Linked DNA regions of Mus musculus: regions 2 and 3 are each linked to region 1. A link is a loop called in an ENCODE intact Hi-C map of the cell type or tissue named here. Cell type or tissue: left cerebral cortex. All regions are shown on one strand.

Region 1 (8,000 bases):
GCTGTTTGAACACACACATAAAAATGCAGGAAAACACAAATATTCTGCTGCTTCTTGTAACTACTTAAAACTCAGCATTTTACAGTCACTGAGCGCAGTTTTGCTAATAATGCTTTTTGCTTTTCATTTACCAAGTATACATAAACTCTCACACATAATGAGTTTTCTGTCAGAATTTTATTTTTGTCTTTTAACACCCTCCTGTGAACAGTTGACTTTCAGTTCCTTGAAGGCTGGGGCTGTGGTGTCTTAATCTTTTCATTCTCAGATACTAGTCTTTAAGCACACACATGAAATCAACAACAACAAAAACTCATTAAAGATCCCTTAAAATGAGTGAATCACCTGAGACTATTTAAAAAATTCTACATGGAGTACATTCATTATATTGTATCTGATCTAAAATAAAGCCAAAAACAAAATAAAAATCATTTATGCATCTGTCAGTCAGGTGCATGAACCATGAACCTTTGGGCCATTGTAGATAATACATATGGAACCCTCAAATTTACATAAGTATTTTTACTTTTCTCTGGATTAAGTTCCCCCACTCTCTCTCACTCCATTTCTCCCCTCCTCCTTCCTCCTCTCCTTTTATCCCTCCTTCACTCCCTTCTTCTCTCTAACATATAAATCTCTTACATATACTGGGTGAGCACGGTTAACTCAATTGTAAAAAGCAAATCAAGGAATAACAACAATGAAAGATGGCTTTCTAAATATGAGACACGCTTTTCTAGCCAATGAAGGTTCTTCTGAAAGTATCCGACATATGCTCATTGAATTTCTCCAGCAGTTATTCAAGTGAGAGAGACATAACATCACAAAGTGATGGGCACAAGCAAAGTCTTTTGTCTCCACAGAGCTACAGAGCAGTGCAACACAATTATGTAACATAGTTTCTGAATAAATGTCATCAAGCCTACTGCCATATTAAGAACAAAAAAAGGATCTGAGTGGAGTTGACAGTTAAAGAGTCTCAAAATTAAGGAAATGGAGTCTAGCTTGAGGTCAGTCAGAAGGTGAACAATGATAACAGTAGACAGAATTCCAGGGAAACAAGCCCCATCTGGTATTCACATTCCTAGGAGGGGATCAGGACACAGGCTTGGTGAAGACAAAGTGAACACAGACCTGGAGCCAGTTATCTACCTCTCAGCCAGCAGCTTCCCTAGGAAACAGCACTACATTCCAACTGAGACTCGGAGGAACCTTTAATATGCAAGCAAACCTAACTTTATACCTACACATAAGATATTTACAACTGGTCACCCTAAGGTCTTTGAAGGGACGTGGACACCAAGGGGCTGGAAGGTGGCCCAGTGGGTGAATTACTTGAGCTCTAATGAGTAATTGTGCTTGGCTCCCCAAAACCCATGTAAAGCCAATGTGGTAGGGTAGATCTTTGACCCAAGTTCTTCTAAAGAGAGTAATGTTGCAGGGACAGTGGGAATTACTTTCTATAATATGAAAAAAAGAAAGGGCTTCTTACACTAAAGCTGACTGATTCCCAAGCAGCTTGGCAGTCATTTTGAGGCCTCTGTTGCCTCTGGCTATCCTACTTAGGATAAATGGAAACATCTCTTTCATGTGTCCAAGGAAGGTAAGAATTGGGAGTGTCTCTTCCTACAAGAAAGATACCCAACATGGGAAATTTTATCTGAAATCTGATACAGAAGCATTCATGCAACTGTCCTCTAATTAAATATTCCTAATCAGTTTGCATCCCTGACTCCGACAATATGACTGCATAAAATTCTATGATTTTTGAGGTTTTATGTTCAGCCATACATGGTACACTCTTATTTATACTTTCTGGTATGTAGTTGCATGGTCATTAGAGCTTCCATTGCAGATGCCTAATGCAATCTCTATTCACTCTAGATATTTTCCCTCATGCTAGCACATCAAGAAATTTCTTCATCAACCTGTTTTAGTGCCATAAGATTTTTTTGCTTTCCCAGTAAATTGCTTTTTTGTTTCCTGTGTGAAACATCTGATTTATGTCTACATAATCCATGAGTTTATTGTTCTCTCCCTGAATCTTGATTAATGTTCTGTCTACTCTTGTACCACTGGCTAATTTAGAACTATATTGTGTCATCTGAACTCATAAGCTGGTATTATATCCTGAAATTGCTCTAGAGGGGAAAACATTTGGGGATTTGATTCCGGTATTATAACCAATGGCTGGGCATTTTTTCCTTATTTTTATAAAATATTATTATTGCCACCAGGAGGAACTTTGGAACTTAGAATTCACAGTTTACAGTAAAATATTCCAAAATATGGTTCATTTAATCAAAATAATAATAATTACAAGTTGAAAATATGCTATGTACTTAATCAAGAATATATCTATATGATTAAGCCAGAGACCCCATTTGTTTGGGCTCTAAATCCATTCAGACCTCAAGGTTATCTTATCAAATGATGTGTTTTCAGTGTATGGATTTCTTCACTCACAAAAAGTGAAGGTAAATATTAACTTGTCCCAAGCATGTTGAAACAAGGAATATAAACACCATTTTGAAAATGCTAGATATTTGCTTGACAACAACCAACATGCCCAGAAAAACATTATTCTTTAGTAACATAAATGTTGCCTACTTTGTCAGATTTGGAAATCATGTTTCTGAAAGAAATAGGTAGATTTGGAGCCTCAATATTGTAAATGAAAATAATATTTATTGATTATCTCTCACTAAACCAAATTGAAACACTGTCAAATATTTTATCTGCTCAACATAATTCCAGATCCAATAAAATGCTCAAATACTTGACAAATAAATTAACCAGAACACAAATACAAGATGAGGCAAATGCTAGCATCATTCATAGACATGAACACTGCAAAGAGTGCTACAAGTGGTTTATAATTCAAAGCGTGATTGTAGATATATGCTCACAGGATTTGGAATCTAACTGAAGCAGCATTTCCTTCTTTATAATCTGCAGATGTTATTTTTATTGTCCTTTTAAATTCTGATTATTCTCCATGACACTTTAGTAGTCTTCATTTATATTAAAAGAGATTAACATAACTAATTAGTTTCCTATGCATTGATGTAAATTAAAGAAGTCCACTTTCTTTATTACCACAGATCTCTAGAACCATAAATAATTTTCAGTTAACCGTGAGATGAAATATGATGATTTCCTCTAAGTAATCAAGGTATTTTATATTATCACCATAATCTACAATATCTATCAAAATGTATTCTAATTTTTTCCTATTTAATTCTCAATTAAAGTGCCATTTTGTAGTTAAAAGAGTTCCACCTTCCATCTGAATGCACCACCCAACTTCCTACCTTCTCTAGCTCCTGCTCATGCCTGCACATGAATTATTCCTCATAAATTCTAGAAGTGTTTTCTTCAAAATCTGCTTAAATTCATTTCTTTGGGCTAAAAATAAATCTTCATTCCTCCTTCTCCTTCAGCAATGACTTTACAGGATATGACATTTTACTTTAAAATCCTCCTTTTATCTTTTATTTTTTAATGCAGATGGACTTCTGGCATAAGACGCCATGTTTCTACCAGTTTGAATTTCCAGAATGCCTAGCATATCTGTAGGTGTATTATAAACACACAAAAGTTCTTAATAAGTACAACTCCATTCACTTACAACATAATAATATAAAAGTTCCTGTAAAAAAAATGTATGTGGACTCATCTCCACATATAAAAACCTGCCAGTCAATTTGCTAAAAGTATGTACATATAGGCAAATTATTATGTGTGAGTCATTTATTCTTTCAACAAATATTTACAGTGCTTGCTATAAATATATGAGACTGCGTGGTTGTTAATTTATCCAAGTTCTTCATGATTTGGCTGAGAAAGCCTTGTATATGGAAAAGATAGAATGTGTTGATAATAAACTAAAGGCCTTTTATTCATGGAGAGATTCCTCTATTTTTTCTCTTTTCAACTCTTTTTCTTTTTCTTTTAACAGGACTAAGATCTTCTCTTTCAACCAGGGACATTACTTTTAAGTTTTCATGCCCAACAGTTGACATTTTTTTTTTTTACTGTCTAAAAATCAAAACTAGCTGGAATTTTCCAGTTTTAAAAATGTTCAGTTTTAGTTACACATGAATAGAGAAAGTTAGGTCTGAGCAGATGGCTGTCAAAACACCAATGACTGCACACCATGGCTGAGAACTTGCACACAAAAATATGCAACTTAGTGCACAGTATAGACTTCTTCCATGTAAATGCCAATGGCCATCTGGCTTGGAAGCTCTGCAAAATCAATTTGATGCAATTCTATATTTGCCCTGTCTTCCATGGATATTAAAGTATATCAGCATCTGTTAGAATCTCTAACAGGAAAAAAAATTGTCCCCCGAACCATTCCATGCTTCTGCATTTTACTTTCCAACATTAAAAACAGCTGGTTGCAGAAATATGACTCCCACAATGAGGCATGTCACTCACATGAATGGAGATGGTTGGAGACCAGAAAGAGTTAATGTGCTTCACTTAGAATAAACCCTTTCCCCTATGGGACCACAAAAACACTAACTGTTCACAAGTAGCTTTATTCTTATTGTTTCTTAAGAGTGTAGCTACTACATTCCTCTTTGCATTTAGGTTCAACTTTATGTACACTTATGCAAAATATTTCTACTGCCATATTGCTGGAAATTCAACAATCTGTTTGCTTTAATTAAATTGTTACATAACTTAATAGAAAAATATACATTCTACAAATTGGGTTGCTATATAGTGAATATAACTACCATAGGCATTTTTTTCTGTTGGGTCAAAACATATTTTTGTATTCTACACAACAAAAAGTTAATTGCTATTATGATCTTATGTGGTAGAGTCTTTTATGCTAGATTATATTAAATATGAAATTACTAACAGATATTACAGGAAAAATCCTCAAAGAAAAATGTTTATTATTGAGGAAGTATACTAGAATACAGAGAACACAAATTGCAGTTGATAACTGAGTTTGATTCAATAAAGGAATATATCATATAACATTGCATATATGTGTGTGCTTAGATGTGTTCTATATTTTAAGTGTAGAAAGATTGGAGACCTATTCTGAAAGTTGGGATGCAAGAGCAAATACTTTGTTCCACCAAAAAGAAATCACTGTGAATGTTCCTGTTGCTCCTCAATGCAAATGGCATTTACTTAAATGAGCAGTAGCATCCATAGGTAGATTGTGACCTCAGAGCTCTCATCTCTGTTGTTCAGTGGCTGGGCAATTTCCTATTAAAAGTGTATGAATTTGCCCATACTACTGAAAAAAGCAAAAGTGGTTTCCATGACTTAAATATTCTTAGGTCTTTTTTTTTTTTTTTTTTTTGACTTCTGATATGGTTAGTCTCTTTCCTCTGAGAACCCTTCAGTTTATGTAGAATTCCTCCTGGACCCAGTTGTAATGACGTTGGTGAATAATGTGATGGCAGCCACACTGAAGTAAGAGCTAATCCCCTCATCCATGAGGATAAAGTTATCATTCTCTAACCCTGATTCTAAAATATCCTTCAGAAAAATTTGTGATCTGAGCTTGTGAGTTTGTTTAAAGAATAGCATGTCCCCAAATACCATCCCTTCTATTAAAATGTACACCACTTCTTTTTTAGAAATTCATGCAAGCTTAGAGTACGGGAAGGGGAAACTAAGAAAAAAAATTGCATTTTTGTAATTGAAAGTGAAAAGTCTCCTTTATATAAAAATAGAACATATTTCATATAATTTTCTATATCTCAATGATCTCTTTCCTCAATGATTGGAACTAAATTTCTTAGTCAGGGTTTCTATTCCTGCACAAACATCATGACCAAGAAACAAGTTGGGAATGAAAGGGTTTATTCAGTGGAAACTGTTCATCACCAAAGGAAGTCAGGACTGGAACCCAAGCAGGTTAGGCAGCACGAGCTGATGCAGAGGCCATGGAGGGATGTTATTTACTGGCCTGCTTCCTCTGGCTTGCTCGAATTGCTTTCTTATAGAACCCAAGACTCCCAGACCAGGGATTGAACCTCCCACAAGGGGCCCTCCCTCCTTGATCACTAATTGAGAAAATGCCTTGCAGCTGGATGTCATGGAGGCATTTTCTCAACTGAAGCTCCTTTCTCTGTGATAACTCCAGCCTGTGTCCAGTTGATACAAAACCAGCCAGTACATAGACACTCGGTTAAGTTCTCAATACAGACACCTATAATGTTTAACAGAGAACATTCACTCTTGCAAAATTCATTTATAAATGTTATGGACACTGAAACTATTTAGGAATAGACTAATTTTAAAATGAAATTCTTAAGACCTTGGGTTTTTATTCTGACTTTACTACACTGTTGCTTAATCAAAAAATGGAAAGATACATTTACATTATAAACCATGTAAGTTTATTTAGACATATCTTTGGGTACATGCTAAATGGGCTAAATATTTTTATTTGATGTACATTTCCACTAGAAAGTAGAAAGTAATTTTGTCATACTTCCTACATTTTCCCACATGGTTTGGTACAATTATCTTATATGTATGTACCATGGAGCTTAAATAAGCTCAATAATGAGGGTGAACATAGGGTCTATGTAAACATTCTGGGTACTAGAGAGATAGTTCAGTTGTGTAGAGCTTGTAATACTCTTATAGAGAACCCTGTTCAATACCTAGCAAACATGTCTGAGACTCCCACCCATATATAGTAACTCCAGCTCCAGGGGATTTGATGTTCTCCTCAAGCTTCTGAGTGTAGTGGGGAAATGTGCAAAAGCCCACACATGTACACTTGAATGCACACATTTTTTAATTTCTTCAGACATTTTTGAAATTATGAATTATCTTGCACAACTGTAACAAATGTAAGAAAGAACTACCATGCTCTTGTTTATGCAGCTTTTAAAAATGTCTTTCAATATGACCAGCAGGTCAGCCTCACTCCACATTTTCATGGTTATTATCATTTAGTATAGAGTCAGTGAGTATGTATTTTTCATCGATGTGATCACTTTTACATAATATTTTCAGACACACCCAACAAATACTATTGCATGGAATGAATGGAAATTACAAACATATTAATGATAAAAATCAGGTAATGATATTACCTGATTTCTCATAAAGCTAATGGAATCTGACTCATACATCTTAAGTAAAATCAGATGTGGTGCATCCTGATACAAGGTGTAAATTTGAGAGAGATCTGATCAACTGTCTAAGCAGGGTTTACCACACCAAAAGCAGACTATCAGCATGTGTAGTAAATTAATATCTTGGGTGTGATTCAAACATGGGTGGATGGCATTGGCATTGGGCATATAGAGAAGGAGAATCAAATCAAGAGACATTTACAAGGTACAAGCAGTGACATTGTGGGTCCATTAATGAAAGGATAAAACATAGCATGATTGAAGTATTATCCAGGTTTCTGTGCTGATTACCAGTTACATAAATGGATACAAGGTGACAGGGAAGAACACAGATGTAACAACATATATTCTAGCTTGTTTTTTCTTTACAATAAAAGAAACTATACAAGTGAAATATTGAAAGGATAAGGCAAGGGAAATTTTCTAGAACCCAGACATTCATCAAGCTGTTGGCTATATTATGGTTTATGTATAGCCACAGAGTAACATATAAAATATAACTAGGAAAGCAACATAATAATGTGAAACCATGACAATGAGGTGGATAAAGATAATCTACACTGGAATGTAGATACAGACTTCGTTAATAAATATCTAAACTGGAAACCATCATTTCTGAATACAAATTAGTTTTGTGTACAATGATATATTCAAGTTAGATGCTCTGCTCTGTTTGTTGAGTGTTAGTCTATCGTCTATAAAAAAAGCTTCATCAAGTAGGAAGTTGAGAGGGCAATTTTTTTGTTATATTAAGTGTTCTTATTGCTGAAAGGAAAATTTACCCTCTGAGCTACACTGGGAAACACATTTGAGGTGCGATGATCTTATTCAGGCTCTTCACATTCGTCTCTCTATTGATTTTTGTTCACA
Region 2 (8,000 bases), 160 kb before region 1:
ATTCATTCAGCTGTTTGCTTTACCTATGTTCTCCTGTGTTTCTTTAAGGAAGTTATTTATGTCCTTCTTAAAGTTTTCTTTTCATCATCATGGCATGTGATTTTTGACCAGAATCTTGCTTTTCTGGTATTTTGAGGTGTCATAGTAGTGGGAGAACTGGGTTCTGATGATGACAAGTAGCCTTGGTTTCTGTTGCTTATGTTCTTGCCCTTGCCTCTCTCCATCTGGTTATCTCTAGTGCTACCTGCCCTTGCTATCTCTGACTGAAGCCTGTCCTTCCTGTGATCCTGATTATGTGAGAACTCCTCAGAGTCCAGCTGTTTCTGTGATCCTGTGATTCTGGTTTCCTATGATCCTGAGATCCTGAGTGTGTCAGATTGTCTGGGATTTAAGATGCCTCTTGGATCCTGAAATCCTAATGTGACCAAGCTCCTGATAACCTGTTGTGTCAGAGCTCCTGGGAGTCAATCCTTCTTTGGGTTTTGCAGGGCTGCATGGGGTGCCAGAGTGCTGGGTTTGCTCATGGCACAGTTACAAGCCAGAAGGAACCCTTGCCTTGGCCTGAGTGGGGTTCCTATGTCCCTTGATCTATTCCTTCTAATATCAAGTTTTGGTCTGTATTTCATCTGTTGCCATTTGCATTCCACTGCTTTTCTTTATATTCAAATATGTTAATACCTTTGTTTTATCTTTGCTTGTGATAGAATCCTATAGCCCATACTGAATTAAACTCAAACCTCCTGCCTCAGTCTCCCAAGAACGTAGAGTACAGGTTTAAGGCTTCACAATCCCTTTATTATTTCTACTCATTTGCTTTCTGTTGGATAGGTTGCTTCGGTACTTTGATTGAAAGCCAATGACTCAAGGAAGTAAATAGTAAGTAAGTAAGTAAGTAAGTAAGTAAATGTCTAAACAATGCCTAACTGTGAAGGGTGGTAAATATGTAGGAAGATTCCCTTATCTAACTTAACTTACTCATTTAATTAAAAAAAAAAAAGATTTTTGTGCCCGTTTCAGTTTCACTTAATTATAAACTAAATAAAATAAAATGCACATAAACATTAATTATTAGTTATTATTAGCATAAAAATGTTCTTTTTATACTAATTTCCTAGGAGAATTAAGGTAAATATCAAAGTACTATTACAGGAATGACATATCTTTACTGTGAGACTATTCCTTGTGACATTGAACTGATCTTTGTGGTAGGTACTTTTGCATAGCAGATTACATAGTAAAAATAGTCAATGAATTTTTTTTTATTTTTTTTATGTTTGAACATTAATTCTCTCACTTATCCATAAGAGTTTCTAAATGTTCTTCCGGGCAGAAAACAGTTCCTGGGTCTCACTTTATTTCTAAATCATTGCTGATTGAGAAATGTAGAATTATGAATGTTGCCATTTTATCTTTTTTAAATATATAACCCTAAAAATGACTTTCAACTCCCTTATAAACTCTCACTTGGTGGTCAACAGCCTAATCAAAATAATGTTTCTCTACGCTAGCCACAGAAATAGATGGTATAGGAAAATAAGAATTATTTTTGTAAAAAAAAATCACATAAGTTTAATTCAATAATGTTCAGAGACATAACTTCAAACCTTAACAGCAGAGTACGAATAAAACTAGGAATGTTACTGAAGCCGGTTCTCAGAGAATTTCATGGACTAAGAGAACCACTTTTGGTAAAACTATTTCATTCTTCTAGGGGAAACCCTAAGCAAGTGATGTCATCAAAGGTCCAGCCATGTTGAGTTTACCAAAGCAGTAAATTAGGCTAACTTTGAAATTCCCAAACTGTTTCTGAACAGCAGCTGCTATAAGGGTTCTCTGATCTCTGACTCCTTCCTCCCCCACCTGTTTCCATCTACTCTTCCACAAATATCCTAAAACCAAGCAGGGATATTTGCCCAAGACATGAAAATAAAAACAGTATCCACTGCAATCCATGGGTAGATGACTTAACACTGGAGAAATAGATGGGGAAATTACACTAAAACAAAACAAAATAAAACAGACAAAACCCACAAGTAGTGCCTGCTATCTGCTCATCAAGGAGAAAAAAAATCATGTTATAATTACTATTGAGGAATTAATTCATAGTTGAGATGGTCACATTTTATTGGTGGACACATCAATGGGTTGTACTCTTCTGAGCTTCATCCACTATCCTTACATAGTCCTATAGCCCCTTATATATGGCTTACTTTCCACAGAGTAGTATTGTTTCACAGGATAAAATGTATTCTTCATTAAATTATCTTGTGCTCTGGAATTTAATGACAAGCAGGATGACCTGTGTCCTATCACAGTGTGTCCCAGGAAGGGGCTCTTGTATTATATGTTGTTACGATCCTAAGAGGTGAGGGAAGAGCTGCCATTATTATGGGAGCAGTTTCCCAGTGTCTCTCTTTTCTATTGCAAGCAGCTGTGTAACTACACAGATAAGAAAACATTCCTGAATCTGTTCCATCTACATTTAAGAAAAATGTGATTACATCTCATAAGTAAATTTTTACCTTATGAATTAACCCTAAAAACAGTAGAGGGGAGTATACTCAAAGCCTACAAACCATGCCTATCAATAAAACTCAGTGATTAAGCAGATGTAAAAGAAAATCATGATGCACTATTCTTATCAGATTCTGGCAGTGGCTCTTATTCAAATGGCAGTTACTGGAAGAAAAAAATTTAGCCTCAACTATTTAGAAAAGTGGCTTTATTGAATTTACAAACAAGGACCTACAATTTTCCATTTCCTTAGCAAGATATTAAATCAAGCAAGCTAAGTGTGTCATCATGACTATAATTTACATGATGTGACATGACAGTTAAGATGTACTGTGGTAATTTCTGAGAGCTGGCAGTATTATTGTAGTATCAAAAATTTATATGGTTCAGTTATTAAGGCAAATTGTTTCATTCATACTGAGGAAGCTGACAGCAATCCACTGAGGGCTTTCACGGTACACTAGAAAATGCCTTCCATAGTCAAACAATTTGCACACTCCGTTACCATCGTTTTGCTCACTGAATGGAAATTGGGACAGAAGTAGGCAGGGCTTTGTGGAGTAAGAAAGATCTGCTGTGGAATATGAAGAGTTTCATTGTGGGTGGTTAGAAAAAACAGGTCAGCCAGAGGAGCGAAGTTATCTTTGGGATCCAACCACTATGAACAGGATGTCCAAATCCTTTGCTCTGCTGTTATTTAATATCCCATTTGCTTGCTTTTCTTCTGTTGGTTTGATTTTCAGCCAACAGAAAGAAAAGGCATATGACCAAAAAAGAAATAATGGAAAATATGATAACGGTAATTTCTATTCATAGCTGCCTTTAATTAAATAAATTTTAATATAAAATGGGTGGGGGGAGGAAGAGAGGAAGGAAGGAAGGAAGGAAGGAAGGAAGGAAGGAAAGAAGGAAAGAAGGAAGGATAGATCTGAAACTCCTCAGATTTTGACCCAAATTTCTTCCTGAAGCTCCTTTTGGGAGTAAAAAGAAGTTTATTTTTATTTTTACTTTTTGGCAATGTTAAGCAGAAGAAATCCAAGCTGCATGCTGTTTTGTTCTTGTCAGGAATATAGGAGATTTCTAAATAGGATAAAATGACTTCAAGTCATAAAAGGCCTAGCAAATAAAAGTTTAATTATATTTTATCACAGCTATTGAATTTTATGCAACATATGCTGTCTTTTTTAAAATACATACTCATTGAAAACCTACTTTATTCATTTACACATTTTTCATAGTAGTATTTAGAAGCCTGTTAAAAATAAGAACCTGGCTATGAGTAGAAATGTTTCAATCAACTAAATTACCAATTCCCATTCACTGAGCAGTATATGAGTTACTATTATTTCTATTACTATTGCTCACATATTATGCAATACAGTCAATAATTGTAAATATACTTTTGTTTACTTAACCAATGAAGGGGTTTTTTTTTGGTATTGACAATATGTGATTAGAAATGACAGCTGATAATGTTACCCCATCACAATCTTCTGGTGTAATTAATGAGGTAACTTAATCCATGACAAGATATTAATTTTCATTACAAGAAAAATATTCACAAAATTCTTAAATTTAGTTTTTAACAAATGGTTTGGCAAAAGAAAACAGAATTCTAAACATCAAGAAATACATCTAGAGAGAATTAATGTACAATAGAAAAAGCTTTACACACACACACACACACACACACACACACACACTGTGAATTTTCAAGGCCAGTCTCCTTGTTTATCTCTGTGTGTATTTTATTTGTGTCTGCTTGAAGACAACGTGTGCTTTTAATATGGCAAGTTCTATCTTCTTATAGATAGATACTTCTATCTCCAACTTCTATAAGACACGTAGTTTTCATGTGCCTCATAGCAAGTATTAAAATAGATACATAATAAATCAGTTTTTCCAGTTAACATGAATATTAGATAGCAGGGTAAAGGCAACTACTTTGCCTATCAGTTTTAAGATAAAATTGAGACAGACAAAGAAAACTTTGTTAAAAAAAAAAAAAGAAAAAGAAAAAAAACACCCCAGACTACTGTAAAAAGTAGTTATACTTAAATAAACATATCATACCTTCCTCCAATATCTAAAATATGTTTTTCAAAATTTTACCTGGAACTTAAATGAAAATCTAAGGGTACCACAGGCCTTTGATATCTCCTATTACATCAGGCATGCCACATAGAGAATGCCCAACTTTATCTCATTTAGTTGCTCCTATAAATGTAATAGAGTGTGTGTATGATTTCATTTAAATTTATTAAATCAACTCACTTTCTAGATAGGTGGGTTAAAATACAGTTGCAAGAAGAATGTCAAAAATGGACTTACTCTGTTTCCCAGATATGGAGGCGGTGCACTCCAGTAGTAACCATCAAGCAGGGATTTCCGGGCCTCAGAGTTACTGATGCTGATCTGCTGAGGTGAGTCAGGGTTATCAAGCTGGGGAGCCATCCGAATGCGGCCAGAGAGGTCTGTGAGATACCAACCACGCATGTCTTGAATCTTAAAGAAAATATAAATTCATCAGTTAAAAAACACAAATAAACACACAAACAAGAAACAGCAGCAGCTTTTTGTCCCTCTGGCATATTGACTGGGGTTTTTGACTAAAAGTAGGGAAAAGCTACAGACACTGTAAACATAGGATATATATATATATATATATATATATATATATATATACACACACACACATGCATATACACGTACATATACATATATATTATGTATATATATATATACATATACATATATTATATATATACATATACATATATATTTTGCATATATACATATATATTATGCCTATATATACATATATATTATATATATCATCAATATTACCATATACACTCACATAGAATCCATTGTTTATTTTTGAATTGAAGTTTTTGAGAATCTGATAGAACTATATCATGATCAGTTTACTGTTTCCTTAAACTGTGATTCCAAGTACTATTTGTGTGTGCGTGAGTGCAAGTGTGAGTGTGTGTGTGCGTGAGTGCAAGTGTGAGTGTGTGTGTGTGTGTGTGTGTTCCTCATTGCGCTGTACCTTTTAGTGTTTGGACATGGTCTCTTGCTTACCCTGGTGCTGATGTAATGAGACTGCCTTCAAGTCCGGGGACCCTCCCCTCTCTGACTCCTGCCGCTGGGATTATTGATGTCCCATTGCACTAGCAATTTATGTGAGCATTAGCAGTTTAAACTCGAGCCCCTTTGCTAACTGAACCAAAAATAGAAATCCATTCTAATTTATATCAGGTGTTATAATGTTATATAATATATCAAATAATTTGACTTAGAATTTCACATTTTTCACTTCAGTAGTATTTCTTACTGTCTTACTAAACCTGATATTTCACAAGTGTTGTATATGCATTTATAAGGCAGAAGACAAAGGAAATCATACATGCAGGACCTAAAAGGTTCCTTTCATTCAATATTTCCTGTCTTCCTATTTTATGAATTTTCTGTTTTGAGGCTCCAGGTCATTTGAATCCACAGTGATGTTGCTATGACAACGTCTCCCCAAACTGCATATATTCTTAACCATAAGATCAGAAGGACTCTGGGGACTCATAGCTTGGCCCAGAAAGGAATCATTTTAAAGGAGGAATAAAAGATGAGTAATGATTTGCCTTACATTATTATAGCTCAGTCAAGGTCAAGTATACACTCCCACTTCCAACTGAAACCATCTTGTATAGACAAAACTGTTGGCTGAACTGGAAGGCTAGGAGATACCAGACTTGTATTAGTTTTATCATCTCTGTGATCAAATACCCAACATCAACAATTTCAGAGGGAAAGAATTTATTTTTTTCCCATCTTCCAGATTTGTCTACCACAGTGGGCAGATAGTAGTAGAGAAGAACCATTTAACTCACGGCAGCCAGTGGGCAGGGCATAAAGATGAAGAATCCATGGCATCATGTCTGCTCCCCAAACTTGCCCCACCATGCCTTACTCCCTCTGAGCAGGCCCAACATCCAGTATTCCTACCGTCTCCCAATAGTCTATGCAAAATTTTCTTCCATGAATAGAATAAACCATTGATTAAATGAGAGTCCTTCTGACCCAGATGTCTTTGCATAGATTGAGAGGAACACTCTCCTCAGACTACAAGCTGATAACCATGGTTATTCACCACAGAGGCAGCCATTTTCAGAATTTTACTGCCTAAGAGATAATTTATGTTACAAGCAATAGCAATCACTGTAATAAGACTAACAATGTATATAATAAATATAATTTTAATTTTCCTTTTATGTAGAGACTATTTAGTTTTTGATCATTTTAAAAGCTTTGGGATAGTGAAGACTGCCTTGGTCAAAAGAAAATGTCAAACCAGGTCAAAGGCCATTGGCTTGGTAGCCAATAGTAAATTCTGACCTTTGGTTCCCTTTTAGACTTTAGCTGTCTTTAGGTGTTCTGAGACATCTGGGTAGGAGTGTATATGTAGGTTCTGAAGATCAAGACTTTCTACCTAATCCCTGTCCATGAGAAGCCATGAAACTTAAATCTATTGGTGGCATTATCAGAGATGTTATGCATGATTCTGTAAAATTAGAATTTGAGTCCATTTGTTATTATTTCCTTGAGGTTTGCCTTGAAATCAATACATTGGATAAGTATAAAGATATTCACACTTAGCTATACAAGTGCATTCAGAAACTACTTATTTCATATTTGACTTACAAGAAATATAAACAGACCAATATTAGATGATTGTGTTCTGGATTCGTTGACAGATCAAACCTGGGAGAAAGAAGTGTTTAGGAGGTAGTGTTTCAGAGTAGCAGTCTGTAGAACATGACTGTATGCTACTCTGCAGTTCACAATCTATTAATAACTATCCAGGTGGAACACCAAGTGTCTCAGAGGCCTTTTTCTTGAAGTTTCCTTCCTCACCCACCCTGAAGGTCTCTTTCCAGCCTGAATCCTCTATGCTCCGCACTCAAAGCCCAGCCAATGTAAATGTGGCAATTCCCAGATCTCGTTTACTATTTATGTTTTCTACTGGGAAAGAAATGGCTCTCCACAGACAGGCAGTGGGAAGCACAGTGGGCAATGTGGGTAAAGATATAAAACATGTTTATTTGGAGAAAGATACTCTAAGTTATTGCTGAAGAACTAATAAGTCAGGTTTTTCTTAAGTGACACATGGATTGTGTTGGTGAATGGAATTGCAATATTTACTATGGTGCTCTTACATTTCTTCTCATACCTCTTGTGCTTAGGAGGAAAGCACCACAATTTTTAGTATATTTCATTTTTGGGACTTGACCACAGCTATATCAACTTCAGAGAGGAATCAGTCTATACATTTCAAACAGTATTTTAATAAAGATTATTTTAGTTCTCTGTGTGTGTACACTTGCAGGCACACACACACACACACATGTGGGTAAGGTAAGTGCATATAAGTATGGGAGCCCACAGAAGCCAAAAGAGGGTGTAAGATCTCCCTGGAGTCAGAGTTA
Region 3 (8,000 bases), 590 kb after region 1:
AGGCTCCGCCCCCGTCCCTCCCAGAGCAAACTAACTCTGGACTACCCTGAGCAGCCTCTGCCTAGCATGGAGAGCGGCGGCCGCGGCTGGCGGGCGACGCTGGAGACGCTTTCGCCCGCGAGGTAGTTGGCCGACGTTGCGCAAGGACGAAAGTGCTGGCGGGTGGCCGCGGCGTCTCCGCGAGCCCCCCGACGAGGCCGGGCGGGCTGCTGGCTGGCGGATTTCACCGCGATTCCCCCGGAGGCTCTTTGCAAAGCTGCTTGAAACTTCTCCCAAACTCGCCATGGATGTGGCGGCCGCTGCGTTGCCTGCTTTTGTAGCTCTCTGGCTTCTGTACCCGTGGCCTCTCCTGGGGTCGGCCCTTGGCCAGTTCTCAGCAGGTGAGAGGTTGGGGGTGGTCTGTGTCTGTCCACAGTCTTGGACTCAGGCAGGAAGGACTGACTGATTGCTGGTGCTGGGTTCGGGGATCCAGGGGGCGTCCGCTTAAGGTGGCGGGGGTGGTGGTGGTGCAGGTTGGAGCTAGGTCTGTCCTGGGAGTTTGTGTCAGGCGGGACGCAGGGCCAAGAGCTGTGCGCCCCCGTGCGCAGGTAACTTTTACGTTCTCGACCCATTGTTTCTGAGGCTAGTCCGGCGCGCAGACAGCCCAGGGTGTGCTGGATGGAGTGTGTGGCGACCTTGCTTTTCCTGGGTGTTCTTTTTGCCTGGGAGTCGGGAGCAGTCCACAGCATTAGTTAGGGAAGTGAGGAAGAAAAAGTACTTAGGGCTCCCGGGACCACGATTTTATGGCTCGCTGAGCTGGCTAGTGGCTCTCTGTCGCCAGACTGTTCAAAATTTCCCCGGGAAGTCTTTGTGAGAATTGTGGAGACACATAGGGACCGATCTCGGTGTGTTCTGCCAGGTGCTTTTTGTCCCGGGTATAACCGCCTCTGACTATTGTCCAGCTACTTCCCGGTGCCTCCTGGAGGCTCCTTCCTCCTCTGCTGAGGGTTCAGAGTTGCTCCTGGATAGATTACAGAGCACACAGCGTGGAGCACGTTGTATGTATACATTGGCAGAGTCCGTACGACGTTTGTAAATGTAGCTCTAAGGGTAGATTCAGAGCTGTCCTGGGCAGCGAGTTCTGGGCTCCCATTCCCGGAAGGCTTACCCTATTTATGGGGCGAAGCCACCACAAAGCTCAAATCTGGCTCCACACCACCCTGAGTCCGCCTGGGTGACCTGGGCTGGGAACGTTCGCTGTTCTCCTGGACAACCCAGGAGTGAGACGTGATGCGATATTCCAGGCTATCCCTTTGAGTTCTAAGTAAAACCGCTCAGATAAGTCCCAGGATTCCGGGTCTTTCAGACTGGTGGTCTCTGTTCCCGTCCAGTTTTGATATCCTGCCTGTAGGTCGCTGGCTTCTATGTATCTGCCGGCTCTGAAGTTTCACCAGGTGGACGCTGGGGAGCGGGCTCCCAGGTTTAAGCCTCTGCCTCCCACAAGGCTTTACAACTTTTCTGGTTAACCCACCCAGCCCAGCAAGGTTGGAGGGCGCATCCGCTGCTGCCTTGGTTCCCAGTGTTTGTGGAAACACAGAGTGGCCAGAGGGTGACGGGAAACGCGACAGCCGCGCTCCTGGCTGAACCAGCAGGATGGGAAGACAGAACTTACTTTGTACTTGATAGTTTCATTGTTGAGACTGCTCGATTTCCTGGAAATACACTCACCATGATGTTTTCCGGAGCAAATCGTCCCTTAGCTTTTCTTTCCCCCTCCCCTTTAGGAGTTAGACCTCGGAGTCTGGAGCTTGAGTGTATCCTCCTCGTAGGCAGAGACTATGAAATGGTAGCAGGCAAAGGAAAGACCGTGTGTGGGGTGGTGTGCAGAAGGCACCAGCTCTATGCAATGAATTCCGACGACTTAATTTAATTTTCTGGTTTCCGCGTTACCGAGTGTCTCTGCCATACAATGCTGTTAGTATTGGAACCATGCTTGATGTAACTCATTATATGCAGCAAGTTGGAGGGAGTATTGATTTCTACACGGTGCTTGTCGCTTCACGGAGAGCCTTGCTTGAGGAGGCATGTTATTTGTTAATTGAACTTTACCAGTTACATGATTAAACACATGTATTTAGAACTGGAGACTAGTGATGTCTTAGCAGCTGATGGATAGATTTTCAACATGTGAGAATTTTTTCTCTTTAAAAATGTTATTTATCATTTAATCACTGTGTACCGAGAGTGCCTCATCACACTGTGCAGATTTGTTTCTGGGAGTTTATAATGAATGCAGGCTCCACAGATCTGGCTCTCATCCTTATGTTTGCCCACAAATGAAGGCCTTTTATCTCTTGAGTTTAAAGTCAGATTGCGCACCTATCTGTTTTTCTCCAGAGATTGAAAGTTGGTTTTTGTAGACATCTCTTTTCTTCTGGCTGTCATAAATCATTTGGTATTGTAATGCCATTAAACTCTATGGCATATTTGTTAAAAAAAAAAAAAAGCATTGACTAGGGACAAGAAATTGGAAGTGCTTTGTTTTGTTCCTTGCTTCCCCCCTTCCCACTATTCTATTTTAAATGAGGAACTTTTGGAGGCATTTAAATGAACATGCTTTAAAGAGCTGAAGAGACATATTTTCTAAATTCTAAAGTACTTCATCCTACTATATATGCATTTTATAACATGATCACCAAGGGTGGTTCACCACTTTCCAGGAGTACTCTGTGGCTGTTAATGTAGGAAACATAACTACACATTTGGGAGGATAGTGTAGTTGGGAATGTGTGTATGTCATATATACATTGGATCTCTGTGTGTGTCTCAGTCACACATTTAACACTTTCAGAGTGCAACCTTCTCCTTTCTGTCTGCAGTTCAAGTGTAAAAGTGCTCCACAGTAAACATCTTTAAGGCCACGACTTTATCTATACATTTTACCTTTTACTTGAGTCTCTGAAAATGACACTTTTATCTGTATTCTATCCAGGAAAACTGAAGTGTGGGAAACCAGTCTGCTACTCCAGTCTATTTACTAGGCTGTGTAGCTGTTAATGTTGGTATCACTGTGGAAGCAAGCTTATTGTAGAACCCAAACCCGACAAAACCAGTCTCACTTGGAAACTCAGCTTTCTCATCTATAAAATGGGGATAATAATACCTGTCCTGACCTTTCCACATAGTTTTTATGAAGATCAAGTGAAGTCATTTATGTGCACTGTCAACTGTAGAGCATGGTGCAGCAACCTGGGGTGTAATCATCATAAATTATGGTAGCCCAGTGCCAGAGTTTCAGCTTTTATGGCTTTTAAACTCTTAGAACTCTCTTCTCAGCAAGTATAGGCTGTTCAGCAAGGAGTGTGTGTGTGTGTGTGTGTGTGTGAGAGAGAGAGAGAGAGAGAGAGAGAGAGAGAGAGAGTTCTTCCACTAGTCATCCATTTTCACCACAATTGATTCTGACCATGAGTTTATGATAGAAATCATCTTTGATCAATTTTTAGCTTAGCTATGCACATCTTTCAAAAATTATACTTATGTAAGAGTCACTGTTAATACCTCTAGTATCCTAACTACAGGAAAAATACTTGTGAATCTTGTTATTTTAAAGAAATTTCCTGGTTCAGCATTTTCTCAGTGCAGAGAATTACATGTGCCTTTGGATGCAGTCTTATCAATGACCTAGAGAGGGACTATTGTGTCTGTATGAAGTAAGCCTGAGAAAGCTGCTTTGGAAGAGGTCCTGGCATATCACCCTTCTCATCCCTTAGGAACTTACAACTCATCTGAACAGAACCACTTGCCTTGTGTTTGTCTTCTTGTCTCTAGTTCAAACTTAATTTTCTCTTATTATTATTGTCTACTGGGAGGAGACTCGGAGCCAGTCTGTGTTAAGGCTTGCCATTTCTTTTTCTAGTTTTGATTGACTGGTACCCTTCAGTGTCTAACTACATTACAATTGCAAACTGTACTCCAGGTCTGTTTTTCTCTCTCACTGGTTCCCTTATATCTGAATTTCCTTGCTCGTGAGATGTCATTTTGTGTCTGGACCGCCCAGACGGGAAGAGGCAGGTTTCGCTGCTGTTTGGTCATTGGCATGTGTGTTGCTGACAGCTCTTCTCTTTGTGTTCATGAATGTGAATCTCAAAAATAAATCAATAAATCAATCCCTCTGCTCCTCTGTCCCTCTTCCACACCCCTCCCACGCCTTGCTGGTAACAACTAAGCCCCACATGCATATTCAAAAATCAGAAGCTTTTGGTTTTCATCAAATATCTCTAGGAGCTGCTTTATATATGTTCTTAAATACTAGACGTATGACCAGTCCGCTACCCAAATCTAAGACAACCCCTTTGTTCAACATTGATGTATTAGTATGTATTTCTTGGATCCTCAAATAGGGTTTACATGCTATAGTTCCATGTAGAGAAAGTGTGTTGGCTCCCACTAATGTTTGTCAACTGCCTTTTACTGTTTCTGCCCGAGTGTGTTTCTGTGTGTTTTGACAGAGTAGGTCATGCTGAGTGTGAGTCGGCACTGTTTCCATTTCCTAGACTTGTTCTTCATTGAGGGGAGGACAGGGAATTGCTGAAGGTTGAAAGCAGGAAATAGCAAAACTGTTTACAGTTAAAAATGCAGTGTGCCTCTCTGTATATGTGTGTATGTGTGTTTATGTGTTCCTATGTGTGTATGTGTGTTTATGTGTGTGTATGTGTGTATGTTTATGTGTGTGTGTGTTTGTATCTTTATGTGTGTGTATGTGTGTGTGTGTTTGTGTGCTTGTGTGTTTATGTGTGTGTATGTGTGTTTATGTGTGTGTATGTGTGTATGTTTATGTGTGTGTGTTTGTATTTTTATGTGTGTGTATGTGTGTGCATACTTATATGAGATCATTTACTCAATTTTCAGAAGAGGGAAAAGATTCCTATTTTCTGAGTTGTTTACTAGAATCAGCCTTTGTCCAAACAGATTCATTTCCTATTCTGCGAATGTAAACATCTCCCTGTGTGCATCCCCCTCAGACTTTCCCTGCTGATCATGTGTGTCTGGTCTGTGTCCCTTTATCAAATGGTGTTTCTCTGCCTAAAAAGGTTGTAATTGCTTTTGAACATGATTTGGTTTTTCATCATAATCTATGCCGTTTGTCATAGTTACTGAAGAATTATACAAAGCATATCAAGTCACCATATATCTTAAAATGGTTTTTGATTACAAGCTATTGAATAATGCATCAATCAGACTACTTTTTAATTTCAACTGAAGCCCAAATGAGCCTGCATAGCCATTGAATAATTTTTTTTTTTAATGGCACAGACTGTTTCTTGCATGTATCTGTTTCTGATGCATGAAAGACTTCATAGTCTTTTTGGTAAGAGGAGGTAGAAAATTTGAATACCAGGTTGACTGATACTTTGAGATAAGTAGAATAATTTCTGTACAACTGGACTTTGGAAATCTTTTTGGAAGTTGCTACATTTGGGTGTTTATGGTATGAAGGCTAAGGTAGAAACTTTGCCAACTTCGGACTCCACTTGGTACAAACATGACAGGGAAATACCCGTGAAGTATCACAGCTACTCATAAGACACGTGCTACAGAGTCTGTTGTGAGAAGTGTGCCTGTCTGTAGTCTTCTATTCTTATGGGGACCTTTCGGTTGTGGTTAATGCTTTGGTAAGTTGGGTTACTGAAAACTCAGTTTCCCTAGTCTAAACCTCACCTTTTGTGATAGGCTTCAGGCAGGCTGTTGAGGTTCTGGGAAAACACTGAGGCAGAGTATGCAGGGACTGTATCGATCTTGCTGTGGAACATTGCCATTTCCGCACTTAACACTGCAAGAAAGAAAGCTTTTTTTTTGCATTCTGCTGTCTTGATAATCCATGAAAATTATTAGTGGCTTCTTCTTCTTCTTCTTTTTTTTTGTCATTTACAATTGTTTTAGATGCAAAGTAAGTAGTCTTAAGTGAAATAATTCATGTTTCCACTTAAGGGACCGCAGAACTCAGTGTATAAGAAAGTGGTGAGCTGGGTGATGCTGGCTGAATCCTCTACAGGCATCACTGAGTAGGGGTCCAGGAACAAAGCCAAGGGAAAGTCTTCTGGTTGAATTATAGTTTGCAGTTATTTAGTTGGGAGAGCTGAAAGCTTTAAGTCTGTATATCTTAATTATAGTGTGGACTTAATTGCTAAAGACTCATGCTAGGGAGAAGCTTAGGAATCAGAAAGATGGCACAGACAGCGCCCACGTATATTCCTGGAAAGATTACTGGACATGTTTCAGTATTTTATTTTTTCCTATTTTATAGACTGAGAAACCGATTTTGGTAGGAGGTGAAATATTTGTTTCATTTGTATATTACACTTACTAATAGCTACGCAATAAACTTCCTAGATTGGCCTCTGCATATTCAGCTATCCCAGTGCATCCTGCTCCTGAACCTACTGTCTAGGCGGATGCTCCAAACCTTGTCCAAGGCAGCTCCTGGCATGGCAGTAGAAACTATTTTAGTTTTATTTGGGCAGGGGGCTGTTCTAGCAGCTGCTGAAGTGGGAGTCAGGTCATTCATACCTTTTTGGTGTGGTTTGGCAGCCAAGGCCAAGAAGAAGGGAAGAAGCCTAATCAGGGCCAAAATGTCACGGCTGATTGCTTTTTGGTCATTGTGTTCCTCTACTGAAAGGTATCCTAACATTTGGTTGGTTTGTGGGACAGCAGCTTTAGCAAGGCTTAGGGCCATGTGGTGATCTGTGGTCAGACCCAGTCCTATACACACTGAACTGAAATTAAATTTCCATCAGCTGATTTGCTTGACTATTTTAGTTTTTGGAAACACTGCATTAGAACAAACAGAAGTGAGCTAAAAAAGACTGTCACGTGCCCTTTATTACAGAATTGCCAGAGTTTTGTACAAGGGTTAAATTATGTCATAAACTCAATTTCTCTGGGCTTATAATTCTTTCTTATAGATTAAAAAAAGATTTGTTATTTTATTTTATCCATATGAGTGTTTTGTTTGCATGTATGTCTGTGTGACTTGTGCTTGCTTGGTGCCTGTGGAAGTTAGACAAGAACATCAGATCTCCTGGAACTGGAGGTTTGGGCAGTTGTGAGCTGTTGTGTGGGCGCTAGGAATAGAACCCAGGTCCTCTGAGAAACAAGTGTTCTACACTACTAAGCCATCTGTCTAGCCCAAAATTTATAATTATTATTTATATTTACTTGATAATAATCTAGCATTCTTGACACATCAAAGCAATTGTGATTATGTAGATTTTCTTTTGTTCCGTTTAATGAACTCTCAGGCTTGAAAACAGCTTTTTTTTCATTAGAAAACAAATACAGAGCTAAATAGTCTTACTTGTTGACGTTATTTAAAAGAATATTTATAGGTACACACTGCCTAAGGGACCAGAAATGGTATGTGTAAACTATTTTTGCTTGATTTAATGTTGGTACAGGAAATAGTATTCCCTCTGACTTTGGCACCAGTAACCTCTAGCTTTACTATTCTCTCTTTCTTCCATGATCTGTGTAATAAGGATTGCATTTGCAGGCCAGTCAGATTTCATGAATGGGAGTTAGTAGGTAGACTATATTAAATTTCACAGGGGTTCTTTTTACTGTCTTTTCTGCTCATATTTAAGAACCGAGATTCTTGTCAGTTTTCTCAAGAGAAAAATTATGATGTAATAGACAGTGTACACTATTCATGTCAAAACACAATTTTCTTGCATTTTATAGCTTGGTTTAGCATTCTTCTAGAAAATGAATTTCCCCAGAAGACCTAATTGCCTTTTTATTAATGAGTCTGTGTGGTGTTCTTTTTTTTTTTTTTTTTTCCTCTCCATTTACTATTCTAAATGTGTCTACTTTTGCTAGCTGTTTCAACAGTGATGTCTCTGATTAAATCACAACTGCTATATTTGTTTTTGCTGTTCACTAGTGATTTGGAAAAATACTGGCATAATGACATGGTTATAGCACTGAGTGATGAAAGGCAAGAAGTGTGAAGTAATGTTAACCCC

Evidence for each region. Peaks named below come from ENCODE experiments on the same cell type or tissue, not always from the same donor. Only the 100,000 strongest peaks of a DNase experiment are listed, where the experiment ranks them.
Region 2: a loop joins it to region 1, with 13 times the contacts of the local background. A loop is called at or near these places in 2 of 42 quality-filtered maps.
Region 3: it touches region 1 in a loop (3-fold over the local background); 2 of 42 quality-filtered maps call a loop at or near these places.

The regions. Positions count from the first base shown.
Region 1 is chr10:27,480,032-27,488,031 of GRCm38, forward strand. All of the region lies in intron 1 of Lama2 (laminin, alpha 2), which reads right to left. Among named protein-coding and RNA genes, the nearest start is that of 4930579H20Rik, 94 kb to the left of the region's middle. In left cerebral cortex, no CTCF peak of the experiment used is centred here; DNase peaks (open chromatin) are centred at 4,201 and 6,720; H3K27ac peaks cover 886 bases.
Region 2 is chr10:27,319,736-27,327,735 of GRCm38, forward strand. It overlaps Lama2 (laminin, alpha 2), which reads right to left. Exons shown (of 65, transcript NM_008481.2): 12 at 4,846-5,019. Among named protein-coding and RNA genes, the nearest start is that of 4930579H20Rik, 66 kb to the right of the region's middle. In left cerebral cortex, no CTCF peak of the experiment used is centred here; DNase peaks (open chromatin) are centred at 3,077 and 3,504; H3K27ac peaks cover 1,978 bases.
Region 3 is chr10:28,074,798-28,082,797 of GRCm38, forward strand. Ptprk (protein tyrosine phosphatase, receptor type, K) reads left to right here and starts at 23. Exons shown (of 32, transcript NM_008983.2): 1 at 23-380. The coding sequence starts at 284. In left cerebral cortex, CTCF peaks have their summits at 1,462 and 3,663; DNase peaks (open chromatin) are centred at 516, 554, 960, 1,822 and 3 more places; H3K4me3 peaks cover 3,534 bases; H3K27ac peaks cover 2,209 bases.